Linked DNA regions of Homo sapiens: region 2 is linked to region 1. A link is a loop called in an ENCODE intact Hi-C map of the cell type or tissue named here. Cell type or tissue: PC-9. All regions are shown on one strand. Each heading gives the region's core, and the rest is flanking DNA. Links, peaks and the distances in the headings are about the cores only.

Region 1 (11,030 bases), core at 916-8,915:
TATTTCTAATTCTCCTAACAATTATATACACTGAAAAAACTCTTCAGATGATATATAAGGAAAAGGTCAAATATAGTACCAAATTCATCTAGCTTTCCAAAGATGCTCAAAATCTTTCTGTGTCTCTCACTCCCTCCCTTAACCCACATACCACATCTGAAAAAAATGATATGGTGTAACGATGCCAGTATTCTAAATGCTTGAAGGGCTTATCACATGCCCTTTCCAAGCTGTGACAGAAGCATGTCCCCCGGACCCCGGCATCCTATCAATCTCACCTCTGAAGGTGACCCAGCCTCATACTTCACTGAAACAAAGACCATTAGACGCCAGCACTCCCAACTTCTTTTATCTCCACTTTAACATTTCTCCATATAGTAATTCTCGCTTTTCTACTCCCTGCCATCTCAGAAAAGGAAGTCTCTCTCCTCTTTTCCACAGTTAGCTTATCAAATTTGTGCCCTTAACTCTACCCCTCCAAATATTCCAAGACTTGCTCCACTAATTATTTCCTCTCTTGGAATCTTAATCTCATCCTCTTCCCTTGATCCTTGCCCCCAGCCTTTAAAACTCCTAGACCTTAAAACACTCTCTGCGATCTGACAGCCCTTCAAACCAATATACTCCCTATCTCTCTCTCTCCTCTGGTTCAATGACAAGATTTTTGGCCAACTTCTTTCTACTCAGACCTTGCTATTATTTCCTACTAGGCACCCACAAACCCTTGCTTGTTAAACTGATCTCCTTCAAGACTCAAGAAAAGCGCCATGCGGCTCCCTCCTAGGGCTCTCCTGCCCTCTCCTTACCGATGCTGAGAGTGGTTCTGCTGGGGAACCACCGCGCCTGCAGTTCGTGCACCTCTTCCCGGAGCTGCGCCAGGGAATTACGGACGAACTGGAAGGGGTCGAGAAGGGTCTTGGCCACCACCTTTAGCTCCAAGCCTTTTCGCTTTTTCAGATTTGGGATCCTCCCCGGGGAGGACCTCCTGGCGCCCCCTGGCAGTTTCCCGCCGCCTAGGGCCGACTTTTCCACCTCCAGCTCCCGGGCGGGGGAGGCCCCGTACGGCCGCTTAGACGGGCTGGGGCGGGAAGATTGCAGCGGCTTTGGGTTTACTCCTTGTTTCTTCATAATCCCTAGTGGAGCTGGGTCAATTTCAGGCACAGCCCATCCGAGTCAGGCGAGGTCCAGAAAGGCCTGACTCGCCTGGCAGCCTCAACGGACTTGTCCCCGCAGCCGTTGACTAGCCGTTGACGAGCGGACCTCCCGGTCGTCATGGCGACTGTGAAATGTAGGGTGGAGCGCATGCGTTCGAAGCCATTCGCGCGGGCAGTCCCTGCGTGTCCCCCTGCGTGTCCCCCCACGTGCTCCCCAGCGCGCGCAGCACCCCGCCTCTGCGCTTCCCCGAGCGTGCAGCTTCCGGTGAGGGCAGCCCCACGCACAGCCCCCAACACCCTCCCCAGCGCCTGCAGCCTTCGGTGCGCGCAGTCCCCAAGCCCACATGCGCAGTTCTCACCTTGCGCGCAGCCCCACGTACAGCCCCCAACACGCTCCCAGCCCCACTGGCGCAGAACCCATCACCGCTTGCCCTTCACGCGCTTCATTGGGAGTGCAGCTCCCACCCCGAGCGCGCAGCTCCACGCAGCCTCTCCACACTCTCCCCAGCGCTTGCAGCACCCCCCAGTGCGCACAGCTCTGCCAGTAGCTTCCCGGCGCGCCGCCCCTGCACCGCTTCGGGCCATAACCTTGCTGGCGACTAAGTCTGAAGAACTTCCTGTGGTTTCATTCTTTTCTTCAGGTTTAGTCTTAGCTCTGACATTTTAACCAAAAGGTTACACGTTAATTAACGAGGTATTAAAGGGGAAGATCTCAGCTGAAAGAAATGACTGTAGGAAGTGTGTCAGGGAAGCCAACGGAACCGCTGGCCCGCCGGTGGTGCGCCCGGCATTAGGAAAGTCTCTACGATCGCTGAGGTATCGGGCAGTCAGTGCCCGTTGCCAACGCGGAGGGAACGGGCGGAGACTGCGGGCAACACGTGGCAGAGCCGGCGTGAGTCCGGTGGGTCTGATCCCAGAGCCTCAGGTTGACGCCACTTCCTTGGCACGGAACAGCGTTTACTGAATCTTAGAGCAAAATGCTTTTCCAATGAGGTTCCTCAGAAGTCATCGGCCCTAGGAGCGGTGTGCTCAAGCGCTTTCAGCACCAGCCAGGACCAACTAAGAGGGGAGCGCTTACCTCCCAGTCACCGCGCAGCCCTACAAGAGGCCAAAGCGGCTGGCACAGATGCACTGGGGCCACTGACATTTTCCATGTCCTCTGTCACGGGCCACATGCTGGAGCCCACACCGCTTCACTTGCCATCTGTTTGATGATGGATCACATTGAACTCCCATATCCTAACTCACCAGTCTAAAGCATGGCTCATTGTGGCCAGGTTAATTTTTCCTGATGCAACACAGCACAAAAATGTTCGTGGCCCACAAATCAAGTCCTAGGCTTGCTCACCAATGCCTTCAATATTTGCCCAATATACCTTTTCAACTTTAATTTCCCACTTCCTCGGGCACAAAATCTTCCATCTCAGTCATTTCAGGTGAAGTCCACAGCCTGAGACATCATAACTGCTGAATTCCTTTATTCATGTGGAAAAGCCATCCCTTGGCTTTTACATCCTTTTCTCCCTGCCCATCTGAAAGCTGTCACCTTCCAAGCCCCAGCCCATTTCTCCAGCCCATATTAATTATGCTTTTTCTGAAGGTCTAGAGCACTTAACCGACAGTACTATTTATCTTGTCACTCAGTTAAATTCAGTAAGTGCTACTACTGCTCATTTTTTGTTTTGGGAGATTTTTTTCAAGGAGCATTTCTACATTCCTGGCATTGTGTTTGGTGCTCAAAATGTTTTCTCAATTCATGCAATAACTGTATGCAAATTTTAAATCAAGCATCAGGATGTAGTTATTTGCCCAAGTTTTAACAGCTAATAAATTCTATCTGTCCAATACTGCATTTAAAATACAAAGTATTTACTGTGGTTGATGAGAATATATTCTTGAATGGCTAGGCAAACTCAAAATAAAGCACCTTATTTTAAAATATGACTGTTTTAATGTTTTTTGGAACAATAAGTGAAGTGGAGCTATTGTTTTTCTTTTTGGTCAGTTTGTTTTTTCTGGAGTTTCCAATTGCCTTTTGCATCACTTGGTGTCCTGGTGGGATACAAAATGCTCTTACCCATGGTCTAGCCCATGAAAGTACAAATCTGGTCATTTTTATCATTTAAAAAATTAATCTTTTTATAAGAATGTTCATTGTGCTATTATTTATATCGTTAAAAAATAGAAGTGGCCTCAGTATCAAACACTAAGTTATGAAACATTCATATAGTGAAGCATTACAGCCACCAAAGTCATTTTGCATGGATATTTAATGATATAGGAAAATAGTCATGATATAATGTTAAAGGAAAAAAGAAGCAGGATATATTTTATGATTCATATGTTTAGTAAACACACAAAATTAACTGTGTGCCATGTGCTGCTCTAAATCTTTTACACAGGGGACTCATATAGGAAGATTACCAATGTATGACCTTGAGCTGGTAATTTAGCCACTCTAGGATTAATTTCCTCATCTGAAAAATGAAGACAGTTATATTTGTCTTACTGATGGTATGATTGAATGAATTAATGCTTGTAAAGCATCAAAAACACACCACATGCTTAAACAAATGTTCCTTTATTATGTTCTAGACCGGCCATCCTATAGTGCACTCGTGAGTATTTTTAGGTTGGTGCAAAAGTAATTGCTATTTTTGCCAATACTTCCAATTAATATTTTGCTCACTTGGTTTCTTTGTCATCAAGTGATATGTTAGTAATTATTAAACAGTAATACATGTTTTAGGTTCATTAGTTAACTGAGAGATAGTTGCCTAAATCATTATGTATCTACTCCTACTAAGGAGAGGAGTAGATTTGTATATAAGAGGGAAATCATGACACTTAGTTTTATGTGCAGTTGAATAGAATCATGGATGTTTTCATGTTTTTACAGCTTCTGTAACAGTGGTCACTTATTTTGACCTCATTATTTTGAATGGTTATTTGAGTCACATTTTAGCTGTATACTAACCAATGACAATAACTTAAAGCAGTTAGGTTGATAATTTAATCTATGATTAATTGACAATTAAAATAGCACATTATAATTAGATAAGATGCAATATATTCTTGCATTATCTTATCATCTTTGAAACAGAGATGCCTCATGATTTATATATATATATGTTTTTTTATATATGTTTTTATTATACTTTAAGTTCTAGGGTACACGTGCACAACATGCAGGTTTGTTACATATGTATACATGTGCCATGTTGGTGTGCTGCACCCATTAACTCATCATTTACATTAGGTATGTCTCCTAATGCTATCCCTCCCCCTCCCCCCACCCCACGACAGGCCCCAGTGTGTGATGTTCCCCTTCCTGTGTCCAGGTGTTCTCATTGTTCAATTCCCACCTGTGAGTGAGAACATGCGGTGTTTGATTTTTTGTCCTTGTGATAGTTTGCTGAGAATGCTGGTTTCCAGCTTCATCCATGTCCCTACAAAGGACATGAACTCATCATTTTTTATGGCTGCAGAGTATTCCATGGTGTATATGTGCCACATTTTCTTAATCCAGTCTATCATTGTTGGACATTTGGGTTGGTTCCAAGTCTTTGCTATTGTGAATAGTGCCGCAATAAACATATGTGTGTATGTGTCTTTATAGCAGCATGATTTATAATCCTCTGGGTATATACCTAGTAATGGGATGGCTGGGTCAAATGGTATTTCTACTTCTAGATCCCTGAGGAATCGCCACACTGTCTTCCACAATGGTTGAACTAGTTTACAGTCCCACCAACAGTGTAAAAGTGTTCCTATTTCTCCACATCCTCTCCAGCACCTGTTGCTTCCTGACTTTTTAATGATCGCCATTCTAACTGGTGTGAGATGGTATCTCATTGTGGTTTTGATTTGCATTTCTCTAATGGCCAGGGATGATGAGCATTTTTTCATGTGTCTGTTGGCTGCAAATGATTTAGCTTTTTTTTTTTTTTTCTCAAGATAGGGTCTCACTGTCACACAGGCTAAAGTGTGATGGTGCTCACTGAAACCTTGAACTCCTGGGCTCAAGGGATCCTCCTGCCTCAGTCTCCTGAGTAGCAAGGACTACAGGTGCAGGCCACCACACACAGCTAATTTGTTTATTTTTGTAGAGATGGGGTATCACTATGTTGCCCAGGCTGGTCTAAAACTCCTAGCCTCAAACACTCCTGCCGCCTCTGCCTCCCAAAGTATTGAGATTACAGGTATGAGCCACTGCACCTGGCTGCAAATTATCTGTCTTACATAGAAATCTCTAATCCGGTTATGGATATCTAAAACTTGCCTCAGTTTTTCCTTTGTCTTTTAGTAAAACAATTGGGAATTTTAAAAAATGCAATTAAACTATGTAACCAGCAGATGGCAATAATGATCTGTAAATCAAAATTTCAAAACTTAGTTACTTATTAAATTCATTCTTTAAAAAAAATCACTGTTCTTATAATAAATCCATTTACTAAATATGAAATGTAGGAAAATTCCAAATGTAACCCCACATAAAAATTACATTGCATATTTCATATGTCAAAATAATTAACATATTCATCATGGCCAAGATTTAGTTTTCCAAATAATAATGACTTTGTTTTAATTGATTCGAATAATTTATTAGATTTAAAGTTTTAACTTTGCACAAATACATAGATATAATTTAAGTGGATAGTTAAGTTCCATCTCTAGCCTCCAGGCTAGATAGAGGTGGTTTAGCGAAGACCATTTTGAAAACATTACAAACTTTTCCGGTTATAATTTCGTAATTTAAAATATGAATTTCACTTTAATTGAAACTTTCTGCATAAAAGATTGGTTTTTATTTGTGCTGTCTCATAATTTCTTATGCATTAAGATACTTTTCCCCCTTTGTACCGTGCAAGGAGTTGGAATTGGCACCAAAGTATTAGTTTGTACTTTATCAGCATTAGTTATTCCCAAAGATGGTGGCAAAATTCTTAGGATCTCATAGTTATTTTATTTAGTAATTTTATTTATTTTCATTATACCTTTCTAAGACTTTTTCTACAAATTCAAACATGAAATACATCCTTTGTTTAATTTTGTAGCTCCATTTTTGCCTTCAAAAATAGGATAGCCATAGGTATGTTCTTCTTGGAGCTTACTTATTCTCTAGGTAATTTCAAATTGGTCTGCTTATAAATGTTAAAAGATCCTTTCAAATTCTTCTTCAGCAAGTTGCCTCCACTAAAAAAAGTGTCTTTGGACGTGTGTATTTTATAAAACAACTGCTTCAGTCTAAAACCTTTCTTGGATTTACATATCTTGGATTGACTCATTTTTAAATAGCATATTTGCTGCTGTCGAATTACTTTACAGAGCCTCTTTAAATTCATATTGGATGCAGGTCTTCATCAAGGAGAAAGTGGAAAGACACCAACTTGCCGTGAAGCATACAGCAAGCTTAGATGTAAATGCATCTGTAAGTGATACTTTGCATAATGCTGTCTTTTGGACTATGGAAGAAAGGCATCTGTAATAACAAGTTGGAATTTCCAAGAGTTCCAATCTATTTTCTGTGTCCATGAGGGGGCTATCCACTCCCCACTCCTAACCCCCCAAAAAAAACCCCAAAACCAAAAAACTAGAGCTCTGTAAGCCACCCATGCCCCGGTCGTGTAGTGCTCCAGGCCTATGTCAGATACGACATACCTTATAAACAACTCCAGGCCTTTATCAGATAAGACATGCCTATAAAGGCGTGTCTTATTCAAAGGGAGGGAGGTGATCCATAAATTAACTGGGAGATTCTTTCAGCTCCAAGTAGAGAGACTGCACAATTCAATAGTATATGCACATTCATTTGAACCAGATTGGTACTCAGTTATCACTGTTAAATGACTTAACCAACATATACACAACAATACTTATATACATGTACCACATCCCCAAATCTACAAAATCCATTTTTCCCTGGATTTGATGGTAATATACCATGTACAAACTCCATCATATTGAGATTATTTTTATTTACCACCAAAGTAACTAATGTAAGAATTACTACATTCAATATTAATAAGCAAAAGCCTCTACTATGTTAGTCCATTTTCCCCATTTAGTAAAAAAAAAAAGTGCAGCTTGCTGCCAGTGCTCATTTAATTTTACATAAACACTTTGAGGCTGAAGCAAATCTGACTGATTTTCAACATGAAAATAAAATATAAAAACTGTTCTTAGAGTTATTTATAAACAGAATTTGTCTCTAATCCTAATGTAACAGAAATGTAGATGATGATGTTACAGTAGGATTAGAGATGAGTATTTTTGGGGCAAACAGGAAATGATTTAAAGAATGAGTTTCAGAATATTTATGGGCAGATTAAATGCAAAACATAGTAAAAGTGCCAATGATACATAATGAATCTGTGTGCTGTATTTTACATAATATAATATTTTAGGTTGATTTAAGATTGAACTTTGATTATAATATAGAGTTGAAGATATATCACTAGACTAGGCCCAGTATGCTTTGGCCAATTTACTTTGTTTCTCTAGTTCTGATTTCCTCAACTATAAAATACTTTGGATGACATGGCCTAAATAAGGTCTTTTAAACTTACTTGATTCTAGTTGGTATTTGTACAAATATTTAGGTAGATGCACCTGCTAAGTCATACAGTGGCCTGTACTAAGATCTCTTTTTACCACTTTTTTCCTTCCCTCCTCCTCTGCCTCCAGCTATGTGTTCAGACTCCACCCTGAGGGTCTTACTCTGCAATCTATCCCACAGTTTGTCCTCTAGTACCTACACTTGTCATTGCCCACCCAGAGGGCTGAGCTCATCTCTCTCTCATCTCTTCGGCCCAGCCCCAACCTGGCCTCCCCCTTATCCCTGAACTTTATTCCTCTGATTCCTTCTCACCTGCACTGCCCAGTCTCTAAGTAGGGTGGGCCTCCTTGTTCCTATTTTCTAATTACTTCTATCTACTAGTAGCCTAAATGGCAACTAGAGAATAAGGAGGAGAGTGAGACAGCCCTAAATAAATAATAAGTGTTTACATCAAGACCACCAGACTTGTTGGGGGCAGCAGAGCTCTGCTTTCGCATAAGTATGGACCCATCCCCTAAAGATAAATATGAAACTTTAAAATGCTCTCATCTTTGGTACCATCCGTTGAAACCCTTTTTGAGATACTTATTAGTGAGAATTTATAATCCATTAGTAGAAAAACCATCGAGTTTTGCAGCTTTCATATTTCTTAATTAAGGCTGTATGCCTGGGTTCAAAAAAAGCAAGGTAGACTTTTTTTTAAAAAATTAAAATTTGGAAATATTTAAAGGGCTAGTGCAGTGTCTTAGTTATAAGTGTTAACAGAATTTAAATCTTCACTATTCCTAAAAGAAACCCCATACCTACTTGCAGTCATTTCCATTCCTCCCTCCTTCCAGCCTCTGGCATGCACTAATCCATTTTCCATCTCTATGGATATTTCTATGCTGGACATTTCACATGCATGGGATCATATAACATGTAATCCTTTTTGACCAGCTTCTCTTAGCATCCTGTTTTCAAGGTTCATCCATGCTGTAACATTTATCATACTTCATTTTTTATAGCTGAATAATCTTCCATTATATGGATATGCCACATTTTATTTATCCATTTGTCAGTTGATGGGCATTTGGGTTGTCTCCACTTTTTGCCTATCATGAATGATGCTGCTATGAACATTCGTGTACGGGTTTTTGTGTGGACATACCTCTTCATTTTTCCTGGGTGTACACCTAGGAGTGGAATTGCTGGGTCATATAGTAAGTAACCTTTTTTTATCCTTTTCACGAATGGCCAGACTACATCATTTTATATTCTTACCGACAATATATAAGGGTTCCAATTTCTCCGCATCCTTGCCAACTTGTTATTGTAATTATAATTATAGCCATCACAGTGGTTCTTACGCGGTATCTCATTGTTGTTGTTGTTTTACTAAGAGGCTATTTTTAGAGCAGTTTTAGGTTTACAGAACAATCGAGTAGAAAATCTAGAAGTCCCATATATCCCCTCTCCCCCACACTGGCAGTCTCCCCTATTATTAAACTACTGCATTATTGTAGTGCATTAGTTACAATTGATGAACCAATATTGGTGCATTATTGACCAAAAAGTCCATTGTTTACATTACAGCTTACTCTGAGTTGCACAGTAGTATGAGTTTTGACAAATGCATGATTTCATGTATCTACTACTACAGTAGCATCACAGAGTTATTTCACTGGCCTAAGTATCACCTGTGCGCCATCCCTTCATTTCTCCCTCTTTCCCCCCAAACCGTGGAAACCACCAATCTTTTTACCATCTCTGTAATTTTGCCTTTTCCAGAATGTCATATAATTAGAACCGCCCAGTGTATAGCTCATTTTTCACTAGCAATATGTATTTGAGATTCCTCCAAGTCTTTTCACAGCTTGATAGTGCATTTCTTTTTATTGCTGAAAAATATTCCATTGTATGGATAATGGATGTACCACAGACTGTTCATCCATTACCTATTGAAGGACATCTTAGTTCTAAGTTTTGGCAATTATGAATAAAGCTGCTGTCAAGAGTCATGTGCAGATTTTTAAGTGGACATAAAATTTTAACTCACTTGGGTACATACCCGGGAACATACTTGCTAGATCATATGATAAGACTTTGTTAGTTTTGAAAGGAATTGACAAACTTTCTTTTTAAATGGCTGTACCATTTTGCATTCCACCAGCAATGAATGAGAGTTCCTATTGCCCCACATCCTCACCAGCATTAGCATTGCTAGTGTTTTGAATTTTAGCTCTTCTAATAGGTATGTAGTTGTAGCTCATGTTTTAATTTGCAACTCCCTAATCACATGTGATGTTGAGCACCTTTTCATATGCTTATTTGCCATCTGTATATCTTTAAGTATCTGTTCAGAGAGATCCTTTGCCCATAATTTGTCTTTTCCTTACTGTTGAGTTTTAAGAGCTCTTTGTATATTTGAAATACGAATCCTTTATCAGATATGTTTTTGCAAATATTTACTCCCAGAGTGTGGCTAGTCATTTTATTCTCTTAACAATGTTTTTCACAGAAGTTTTTAATTTTCATGCAGTCCATCATGTTAATTTTTTTGTTAATGGATTGTACTTTTGGTGTTGTACCTAAAAAACCAAAACTACCTAGATTTTCTCCTGTTACTTTCTAGAAATTTTATAGTTTTGCATTTTGTATTTAAGTCTATGATCCATTTAAGTTAATTTTGCAAAAGATTTAAAGTCTGTGTTTAGACTTATTATTTTGCATGTGGATATTCAGTTGTTCTAGTACCATTTGTTGAAAAGGTTATTATTTCTCCACTGAATTGCCTTTGTTCCATTGTCAAAGATCATTTAACCATATTTATGTGGGCTTAGTTCTGGGCTCTCTGTTCCATTTATCTAATTGTCTATTCTCTTGCCAATAGTACACTCTTTATTACTATAGTTCTGTAGTAAGTTTTGAAGTTGGGTAGTGTAAGTCCTCTGACTGCTTATCTTCTTTAATACTGTGTTGGCTATTTTGGGTATTTTGCCTTTAAATAAACTTTAGAATCAGTTTGTTCTTAGCCACAAGTAACTGGCTGGAATTTTGGTTGTGTTTGCACTGAATATATAGATCAAGTTGGGAAGAACAGACATCCTCACAATATTGAGTCTACCTATTCATGAACATGGACTATCTCTCCATTTATTTAGATCTTCTTTGATTTATTTCATCAAAGTTTTGTAGTTTACCTTATATAGCTTTTGTGAATATTTTGTTTATATCTATTTGTTGTTTTTTCCTTCTTTAGTGATGATATAACTGTTGATTTCAAATTCCAACAGTTCATTTCTGGTATATAGGAAAGCAACGGTCTTTTAAAGTAT
Region 2 (10,538 bases), core at 2,539-10,538, 60 kb after region 1:
AAAACAAAAGAAAATTATGCCAATAACCTTAAAGATAAAGATCAACTATCTTTCTTTTTCAATACACAAAAAAACAGAAGCATATTAAGTTACTTCCAATATCCCAACAGCACCACCAGTAGAGTCGTGAGTTAAGTGGGTACCCTGACTTGGTTGTAATAAACACAGTCTCCTGTGGGCAGAGGGATAGTGCTAGCGCCTAAAGTGATTTATTTAGTTCCAGGTTTAATCCAACCATATGAAACCAAACCTAGAACTTTCTTATTATCTCCTTATGACCATCTTTGTTGAGAAAGGTCTTCAAACACTTCCTCTAAATTGCATAGATTTGATCCTTACACATTGTATATATGTATCCAAATATCACATGTACCCCATAAATATGTACAATTATTATGTATCAATTAAAAATTATTAAAAGAAGAAAAAAATTATGGAAGTCCATCTAAAGTTTTCTTAGCATAAAATCTAAGACAGAATTTTTATGTGTATCTTTATTTAACAGCATGAAGTAACATCCCAGCAATGCCTTAAAAAGGCATTTTATCAAATATGTAAGGACCTGCATCATTGACTATTTGTTCTATTAAACTACTGATAAGAACACAGAGTTAATTTTTCTTTTTTCCACATTTTCATAAACTTTATACTGACACAAAATCAAATTGTTTTGTTTTTAATTACAGGGCTTCTTTATGCTTTAATATTCATGAAACTCTCCAAAAAAAAATGGTTACATAATGAGTAAACAGCACTTTCCCAAACTGATTTGGACATAAAATCCTTTTGTTATTTCATCTCACATACATATGTTCTATAGACTACACTTTGGGAAACCCCCATCAGAGGTCCTAGCCCTATTCTCTCTAAGTTTTATTATCTGCTATGCTGCTGACAGAAATTAGATGCTTAACCCAACAACAGGCTGTAGCAGCCTCCAAAAATGTATATTCCCTTAGTTTAGTTGGCTCGGGTGGTACAGCAATTTCAGAAGCCTTAGGAATTCCATGGAACAGAAGATCCCTGACCTTCTTGCATAGAAATGGCACACAGCATTCCCGTAAATGACCTATTACAAAATCAGTCAAGGTCCCCTGAAGAACACATAAATGTTCCCATAAAATGACTCAGAGATAGAAGGTGGGAAGGGGATAGGGAAGGCAGGAAGGGACTCAGAGAGAGACAGTTTTGTGCGACCTGTCCATTCTACCTCAGGGAACCTGCACAGTCCAAGGCATGGTACTTACATGGCCATGTTGATCCAGTTCATTGTTGGTGAGTTTCACCTTTTCAAAAGACACCATCTGTTTGAGTAGTTGCTCACCGGTAAAAGGAGAATCTGGATGCACATAGAGCCTAAGAAAATTAGGAGAAAACTTTATTGAGACTTCTTTAAAAAGTCTGTCTCTGTAGGTTATAAAATGTTCTAATTCTAAGGGAACACATAAACCATATATAAGTGGGAAATTTTATTGCCCTATATACCTCAAATTTATTACTATTGCAATGTCAAAACAACTGAAAAATGTCTAATTATTTCTTCATGTACCAATTATCTAAATGAGATAATACTTAACAAATTTTCTATTAAAAGCTGAGCAAGGCATTGTTTAAAGGGGTGTGTGTGTGTGTGTGTGTGTGTGTGTGTTTTCATCTATCTAGTCAACTACTGGTCTGCTTCGATCAAACGCAAAATCTTCTTGTTGAAGGTGCTTTCAAAAGAAAAACTAGCTTACACTAATCGCATGAGTTCCTATTATAAACATCTCTTAAATAACAGTGAAAACATAAATAATTTAAAAGAGAAAATAATTTTAGAGAATCCATTTATTTAAACTTAAAGTTTTAAAGTTTGTGTTCTTTGTAAATATAAGATGGAGCAATTTTAATATAGGGACATGGAGAACTCCCAGTAGTCCACCGATCAGCTAGGATTCTGTTCTTCCTGTTACATTAAACACTACTGCTTTCATCATTATCTGTTTATGTGCTCACTAAATGAGAGTTAAAACAAGCTAGACACACTTCACATTATTCAATTTATTTATCTGTAAACAGTGTAAGCCAAAAAAAAGCTCTCACATCTTTTACGCACTCACAGTTAAATGCAGGTCACTTTTTCTACCTGTGACAACGCCTTAAATGCAGCTCTTTGTAAGTCCCCATCCTGGTATCTTCTTGACTTAAGTCTTTCTGAAGTCAGAGAGAGACTACAGAACTAATGAAGGGGAAGCAAAATCCTTGATTTAATAGGACAAATTCCTTTATCCACGTAAAAGGTTATTTACACCTAAATTTTATATAGGATCCTTATAACTACAATTAAACATAAATATTTTTACTAGGGCAAAAGCAAGGGATAAGAAGTCATAAAATTTTTCTTGCATTATTCATGTAAAGAACAAGAAATCTGTTCCATGGTTTGTCACACAGAGGACTACGAATAGAAGAATTCTGTACAAATGCTGAAACTTACAAAGCCCACCAGGAGCAATGCACAAAAAAGGTTGACAGCACCAAAGACTCTTACCAGACCTACAGAGGAACTGTAAAGGCTTCAGGCATTTGTCTGCCTGTTAATTCCACTGTTTTTAGGAGGATTGCTCACAGTTGCCTTTCAATTATTCTTTGATAACACAACCACTTTTCAAGTACCATCCTTCCAAGACTGTAGCTTTATAGGTGCAATTGTTTTACTGATCAGAACCACATTCCTCCCTCTAAAAAAGTCCAAAATTATTTAAAGTCCTAAAGTTGATGAAATGTTCCCTCTCTAAGGATCACATTCACCACATGTAATGGCTATTAATAAAATATTAATGTAATTAAATATTATGTACTTTAAAGAAAAGGAGATGTCCTATATGAAAAGGTAACATTATTTTAGATCATAAGTAATATCTTGCTTATTATTACAATCAAGTGATACTGTCAAGCATTATTTCTTCCGATTAGGAATGACTGACCAATGAACTTCAGCCTGAACTAAAATGCTTCAAAGTCCTAAAACCATGGGAAATTTTTGCCATCAGTATAAAAATTATCATCTCCCAAGTTCTTCGTTTTTCTCTTATGGAGATAGATAAGTAGCAAACTATTTATTTTAATAATAATAAAGAATAGTTGCTAAATTATCTATTTTTTATCCCATAATAAGCTAAACATTTTTATTTAATATCAATCTAAAAAAGCTGAACTAGGATTAATGAAAAAATATACAGGAAGCCCCTCCTCTCAAGTCCCCCAGAGACTTAAAATTCCAGCAATAGCTTAAACATGCTTCAGTTAAGATAGTGTATTGGTACACACTTTTTTTCTCCAACCAGAACAGATTAGTAACATAAACAAGGCATGTCATATTTCCAAAGTCCTGCTGGCCTGCATCAGCTCCCCATACCTTCAGATAGGAAGAAAATGTATGTTTAATAAGAGTGATTAACTTCTTAGAGGAAAGACTGGAGGGCAAAAAAAAAAAAAAAAAAAAAGAGGGTTTGCTTGTAGAAAATGGTTAGGAATCTGCCAAAATACTCTCTCAGGTTTAAAACGGTATTGAAAAGTTTGGAAGGTAGCTAAAGAATAATAGTAAACTATTTAACAGTAAATAGAAGAGAACACTAATTTTATTAATTTTAATATCTATTATAAACTGGTGAATCTTGCTCAACTAAAAAAAAACTAATAGCAATTGTTTTTTAGATTTTCTTAGTCTTGACTGTTATTTAATATACTGATTTGAAAGGGCTGGGAAGACGCCCTTTCTGGTCTCTTCCGAGAATGGAAAACTCTGAGAGATTGCTTTTAATCTCTTTTCTAGTGCACTTAGCATACGATAAACTCAATAATATAATAAACTACTAATTAAGCTGAATATTCTATCTGAACCATATGTGTAATTGTCTGTTGATTCTCTGCCTTGACTATGACTCCAGACTAGACACAAAGTACCAGCCGTAACTTAACAGTTCCCAAATCTGTACATTTAAATAAGTTCTTAGCTCTGATACAAACTTTCAATCAATCACAAAAAATTAGTCATTAAACAACAAAAATTAGTCATTAAACATAAACAACAAAAATTAGTCATTAAAGAAAAGCTATGAGGCTGGGTTTTAAAATCCCAAACATAAAGTCAGCTAATATGTTTTGTTTTGTATTAAAGTAGGCAGTTACATTCCTGTAACTTCATCTATTATTCTTCATATAAGCAAGTATATGTTTTCCTGTTAGAACTCTCATTTAGTTAAAATAATAACAGTAAAGGTTTGCATGTGCTTTTTTAAGGATGGTACTCCTGGAAAAACTGTATTATTAGCAATGAATTTCACAAGAGTAAATATGCATGATCCCTAATATGTTAACTGAGGAATGTTTCATGTAAAAGAACCAGTTATTGAATTACATTCATCCACTAAAATTATAAAGGGAGAAAATAAGACTTGGCTTTATTTTTTTACTTAAAAATCTCTGAACCTTTATTGGTCAAAAACAACTGAATTTTACCTAAATGTTGTTTATTATATGCAGTTATAACCATATGATTAACAAATACTTACTGTAAGCAACGATTTTACTAAAATACACTCTTCTAAAAAGGATTTTAGGACAACCATTTCATCAGTAGGTTTATTCACTCTGGTTTTAAGCAGCAATTAGAGAGGATGTCTATATTTATATTTATACAAAATGGGTCCACATTTCTAATGAATACTCAAATTGAAATTTAAGAAAAACTTTGAAATGAATTACTGCCTAACGAAACATAAACTTAAAGACAGTGTTTTCTCTATGCACAAACTACCTTTCTCAGAGCCTAGCCCATGTTTTGTGTAGTCAATCCTGGAGTGTCCAGGCTTGGAATGCTCTCTTGCCAGAGCCCGCTGCTTTAAAAATACACTTGCTTAAAATTCACACAAGCCAGAAACATTCTGACAGATGCACTAACAGTTTTCTCAGTGAAAAATCTGGAGGCACGAACCTGGCTGGCAACGGCGGGTCGGCCTTGCCAGCCACCAGCCAGGAGGACCGGTGGTAGGCGTAGCGGTACCTCTTGTTGTCCACAGGGACGATGTCCATCAGGACTATGTACTTGGCCTCAGGATCCACCCCCGAAAAGGACACCCGGATGGTTGGAAACATCCTCCTGACAGAGAGAGAGAGAGAGAATGGGCCCTGTTTATGCTGCCTAATAAACTGACCTGAATTAGGAAGAGAGGAAGGGAGGGAGGGAAGGAGGGAAAGGGTCTGACTCCCCTCTCTATCCGGTCCACAAACCCCTCTTTTGTTTTGTTTAAAGCCTCAGAGAAGTGAATACAGAGACAGGGTTTTCTTCCAAGCCTAGATAATTTTAAGTGTCACCTTTAAGCAGGTGTTAATTGCTAGGTGAAAAGGTGGGGGTGGGGGTGGGGGTATGTGTTAACTCCAGAAGGTCTGTGATTAGGGAAAATCCCATGCATTTTAACGATCAAGCACATTAAGTGTCCCAGGACCCGAAGTCCCTGGAGCTGACCCAGTCACACAACTCACCCGCATCCCAGCCAGAAAACTCTGCTCTTGCAAAATAAAAGCCAAAAGCAGAGGTTTCTGGGAAGGATTTCTCAGATGCCCTGCAGGTATTTTCTGTAGTCCCAAGAGCTAGAGCCACCAAGTTTTGCCAGCCTCTGCCCCATCCCAACCTCCCTGCAGCCCTGCAGCTTCCTGCCTGGCCAAAGCCCGCCCGGCTCTGGCGCCAAGAGGCCCCGAGCAGTGCTCCTTCCTACAGGGAATTTTATCGTTTCAAATTTCATTCTTCCGCCCAGGTTTTAATTTTAGTTTTTAATGGGAGCTGGCAGCTTTTGCAAATTGAGGCTGATAAAAGGGAAGCTACTCACCTACCTAGAAGCACCCAGCAGCTCACCAGGCACCCAGGCACAAATTCCTCCTCCTTCCAGATCCCGACCCTCCACCCGCCAAACCTTCTCCAGCTCCAGGGAAAGCAGACCACACCCTTCGGGGTTAGTGTGTCTCCCTGGTCCCTGTGCCCTTCTCAACAAAGCCAGGGTGGGGCTTCCCATGACCAAATCCTGAGAACGCAAATGACTAGACATCCTGTAGCTCCTAATGCAAGCTGGTGGAAAGCAGCTGCCCTGGAGCCAAGCTGTCTCTCCGCTCCATGACCAGCCAGCTCTCATCTAGTTCCTGGAAGCACCCTCAACTACCCAGGGAGTGTCCTGACTCTCCACCCCCAACCCCCAACCCCCAAGTCCCAACTACCTGCCCGACTTGGTGATGATCATCTCGGTGCCCAGCTCATGGAATTTGTCCCAAAGCTCCTTGGTCTCCAGGCTGCAGGCAATTTTGGCCATTTCCTCACTGGGGATGATGGGGGTGGTGGGGATCAGTGGCTCAGTGCACAGAGAGGAGGAGGACGGGCTGCTGCCACTGCCTCCACCAAACTCCCCATGAGCATCCAGGCTGGTCAGCTCACCCAGGGGCTGGGCACAGGACGACTTCTCCACAAATTGCTCTGGAGGTAAAGAGAATTGTGAATGACAGCTGACACTGTTCAACAAGGAAAGATCTGGAAAGAACAGCATAACCAAATGGTCACTTGGATTTGACTCAGGAAAAGTTAAGCTCAGAAACTCCAGGCAGGCTGTAGGGATGACCCATCATCACTGTATAAAATTACCTGGGATTCCCACGGAGTAGCATGCCCAGTGTTTCCTGACCAAGCTAGTGAGTTCTAGAATGACTGCTTTTCACCACCAGTACTGCAGCCCACTTTGGGAAATAAAAATGTAAGAGTGGAAGAAGGGAAGGGTGATGATCATGAGGGATGAAAAGCAAATATTCCTATTGTCACCCCTCCCAAATTCTAGACTTCGTAGCTCATGGAACTGATGCCAGTCCTGCCTCTTTGACAACCAGGAGAACTTTTTCTCAACGGAGACAAAGGGAGTGAAGAGATCAGCACCTTCCTCACCTGGAGAGGAACTTTCCTTCCTTCCTGGAGCCCTCTCTCCATAAGAGAAAAGGAAAGGAGGATAGGAGGGTAAAAGAAAAATGGGGAATGTGGTTTACAAAAAATCAGTTACTTCACCTCTGTGCCTGACTTTCAGTTTTCTAGGCTTTATGATGAGAGTTAGAACATTTTTATAATATTCTTCCCAGCCTGAGATCTTATGAAAGATGCTAGCATACAGCTTGCTAAATCACAGGAGCAGGTTCTGTGGGCCATTTTCAGAAGAGGCTTAGAACAATTACTTGAGGGGTGAGGTATAAAATTTTTCTTTCTCCCAGAAAGGTCCTAGAAGTGAGGACAACAACCTCAAATCCAGACCAGCAGTGTATTAAAGTGAGAAGAATGCTCTGCCATCCACCACCAGGTTGGAATACTGCTGCCTATGAACCAAACATTCTCCCCCACAGCTGATAAGGGCCTGGGACTACACCAGTCACTTTGATGGAATACAGGGAGACTTCTGTAATTGTCCCAATTATCTTCCATCCCTTAAAAAAGAAACTACTTGAATTTGCAATGTGAAGTTGATCTCTTAAGTGCCCTCAAGAAATCAAAGCCAGTTCTAAATGTATGTATGTACATGTACATGATGTGTGTGGGCATATGGGACACGCACAGATCATAAGGTGTTTTATTTCCTACACATCCGTACATGAAGAAAACAGGAAACAGAGTGGTTTTACTTTTACTTCTCATGCAATGATAATCCAACCCATGAAAATGTTTTAACTTAAGAATAATCAAATTAAATGCCATCCTGATTTTTTTCAGATTAACGAAAGGAAACCATACCATAACAAAATCTTATTTTCTACTAATATTTTCAGAAACACATTCACATAATGTCTTCGGAGGGAATTAAGAAGTAGTGTTAATGACTTTTTTTTCTGACAACTGAAAGAGGCAAACTCCCTAAGCCCCAGACTGACCAATGCATCAGGATGGGAAGTAGGAGAGGAAGAAAATGAAATAGAAATGCTTCAGCAGACTGAAGCTGTTCCTTTAAATAGACTTTGTATGTTTAAAAGGGCAATCCTGGGACACACTGGAATCCCCCTCCCCACTCTATAGTTTGCTTCAACAAAAGTCCCACATTCTCTCTTAACAGAACTTTTAGGTGTTTCTCTTGATAGAGTCCTTGGCTTGCAGTCACCTCTGTTGAACTGGCCAGTGTAAGCGACAAGAACGCCTGCTAGTTCTTTCAGAGCCCATCTCAAAAGCCAGGAGAGGGACATGCATTTTATACTAGTGCCTATATGTGTGTGTGGGCATGGGGGTAGGGTTGGAGTTGTGAGCTGGGCATGGCTTTAAAGTTCAAGATTTAGAATTTTCGATATAAGGTGGCTTTTCTCAGAAAAATAAAGAGAGAAGGAAGCAATGTTGAAATGACAGTGCAGCTGGGGCTGGCATGTTTCCCAATTTGCTGTCTACACTTCTGTCGGGAATCCTCTTTTCCTGCTATGTAACAAGCTGAGATGTTTACAAAGAATTCAGGGGCCCCTAAACAGCAATGTATAATGTTGAGAAGTCGCACAATATAACTTTGAAATTGTTAGTTATATTTTTCTAAACAATTGGATTTTGTTTGATTGATTGTCTCCATTCTTTGGCAGGTTTAGATTTAGATGGGAGGTGGGTGGGAAGAACCAGGGGAAGGGGGTGAAAACTTAGAGGACAGATTTTTTTTTTTTTTTGACATTCTGTTTTCTACAGATCTACTAGTTTCTTTTTCCTTGGTTTCAAGTAGCTACAGGAATTTTACTTCTCTCATCTTTAAGCCCAAACACCTTATTTTTGATCTCTAACACTTCCTTTTTTTCATGTTATCATTATTTTGGATGTGATATGTTAAGTGTGGGAAGGACAGAGAGAAGAAAGGAAAAATTGGGGAGGGTTAAAAAAGAAAAATTAACTTAAGTTTGCTATCTGATTTTCACATTGTAGTGATACCAGACGATCAGGCTGTGTAACAATTATTTCCTGGGGATCCACGAGGCAATGATGAGAACACTTCTTTTTCCCTCAGTTGTAAAGAGATTCTTAAATATTTATCTTGGGGTGGTTCTTTTCCATGTAATTCACTAGTGTTAAGAAGAACATAATCCCTGTTCTCCCTTTACTCCTAGCCTAGTGTCTTCTATAAATGGTAAAGGTTGTTAAACAAACAACATAACTAAAAGTAGAGGAATTTGAGAAATGGTTACTGGTTAGTGTTTTTGCCAACCTCAACTGAAAATGACGACAGTTATAAAATGATGTCTTGGTGATAAGTCTAGAGCTTCAGTGAATAAAATGGTTCGTGTAGGGAGAACTGGCTTATTCTGCTTTACAGTGGTTTCAAAGAGCTTGCTCTGTTTTGTCTATTCAAGTCAGAGGAAAACCAAAATTAAACTGGTTTCTTATGAAGTCCTTTAGCGTCTCCGTTTCAAACGCACAAGCAGGTGTTACATGCACAGTAAATCCTGTTGAGCCTTAAAAGGGGTTTTATTATTATTTTTCCATGAATGTTTTTAACCCAACAAACATACACACACACCATATGTCTGATCTGATATATGGATTCTAGACAACTTAGGAGACCGACGGGCCCAGATATAAGATGCACATTCACAGCATTCAACAGACTGAAGCCTCCAAAGAAAACTTGGACCCAAAAGAAAAAGATCTCCCACCCGCGATGTATGGCTCATGGCTTGAGCATCAGACGTTGCTGCGAGCCGCCTGCAGCCAGGGGCACAGACGGATGCGCAGCATCCCCAGTCCTCGGCGGACAGCCGGGTAGCCCAACTTACCCAGGGGTTTGATTGTGTTCTCCGTCGCCTCCTTCTCCTTAGAGCCGCCGCTCGACATGAGCGCGGCAATGGAGAAGGCGTTGGCCCGAGAGGAGAGTTGGGGCTTGGGGGACGCCGTGAACTCCATGGTCCCCAGCACGCGGTCCTGGCCAGGGACGGGGTCGTCCGAACTGCCGTCCAGATTCCCCAAGGGAGACAAAGACCCGAAACACAGCTCAAAGTTTCCGAGAGCAGTCACAGCGGGGCCAGGGACTCCAGAAGTGTCAGCTCCAACGACTCCAGAGCTGCACACTGGCCTCTATTCCCCACCGCAAAGCCCCAGAGCCGCAGAGACTTCGAAGGCAGCCGGAGAGGAGAGGGCCCACCGAGCACTACGGCGGGTGCGCACGCCCCGGGGCGCTCGGCAGGACGACAGTCTGCACAGCCCGAAGGCGGAAACGAGCATCAACTGCACAAAGTCCTGGGGTCCTGGAGCATCCCCTCCGCGTCCTTCCTCCCTCTGGGGCTGGGGACAGCCGGGATGTCCCAGGCTGAGGTGGCCACCAGCCGAGCGCGGCTGCTAGGACGCTGGCGTGGGGAGCGCGGCGCGGAACTACGGACAGTGAGCCCTGGCGCTCGCTGCCCTGCGCCTTAATTTGCTGGCGGCGGCGATCCCGGAGGCCCGCAGCCAGTCAGCGCCGTCTCACGTCACCGCTTCCTGATTCCGCCGCCGGGGGCGGGGCCGCGGGCCGGGCGCGGAGGGCGCG

The links. Peaks named below come from ENCODE experiments on the same cell type or tissue, not always from the same donor. Only the 100,000 strongest peaks of a DNase experiment are listed, where the experiment ranks them.
Region 2: a loop joins it to region 1, with 2.3 times the contacts of the local background. A loop is called at or near these places in 5 of 110 quality-filtered maps.

Annotation. Positions count from the first base shown.
Region 1 is chr7:35,184,914-35,195,943 of GRCh38, forward strand. It overlaps the pseudogene DPY19L2P1. Among named protein-coding and RNA genes, the nearest start is that of TBX20, 64 kb to the right of the region's middle. In PC-9, for the core only: CTCF peaks have their summits at 5,421, 5,670 and 5,870; no DNase peak of the experiment used is centred there.
Region 2 is chr7:35,243,702-35,254,239 of GRCh38, forward strand. It overlaps TBX20 (T-box transcription factor 20), which reads right to left and starts at 10,399. Exons shown (of 8, transcript NM_001077653.2): 1 at 9,793-10,399; 2 at 6,250-6,502; 3 at 4,976-5,140; 4 at 1,248-1,356. The coding sequence starts at 9,919. RefSeq lists enhancers at 5,648-6,215, 6,216-6,781, 9,320-9,896. In PC-9, for the core only: no CTCF peak of the experiment used is centred there; a DNase peak (open chromatin) is centred at 6,040; H3K4me3 peaks cover 1,480 bases.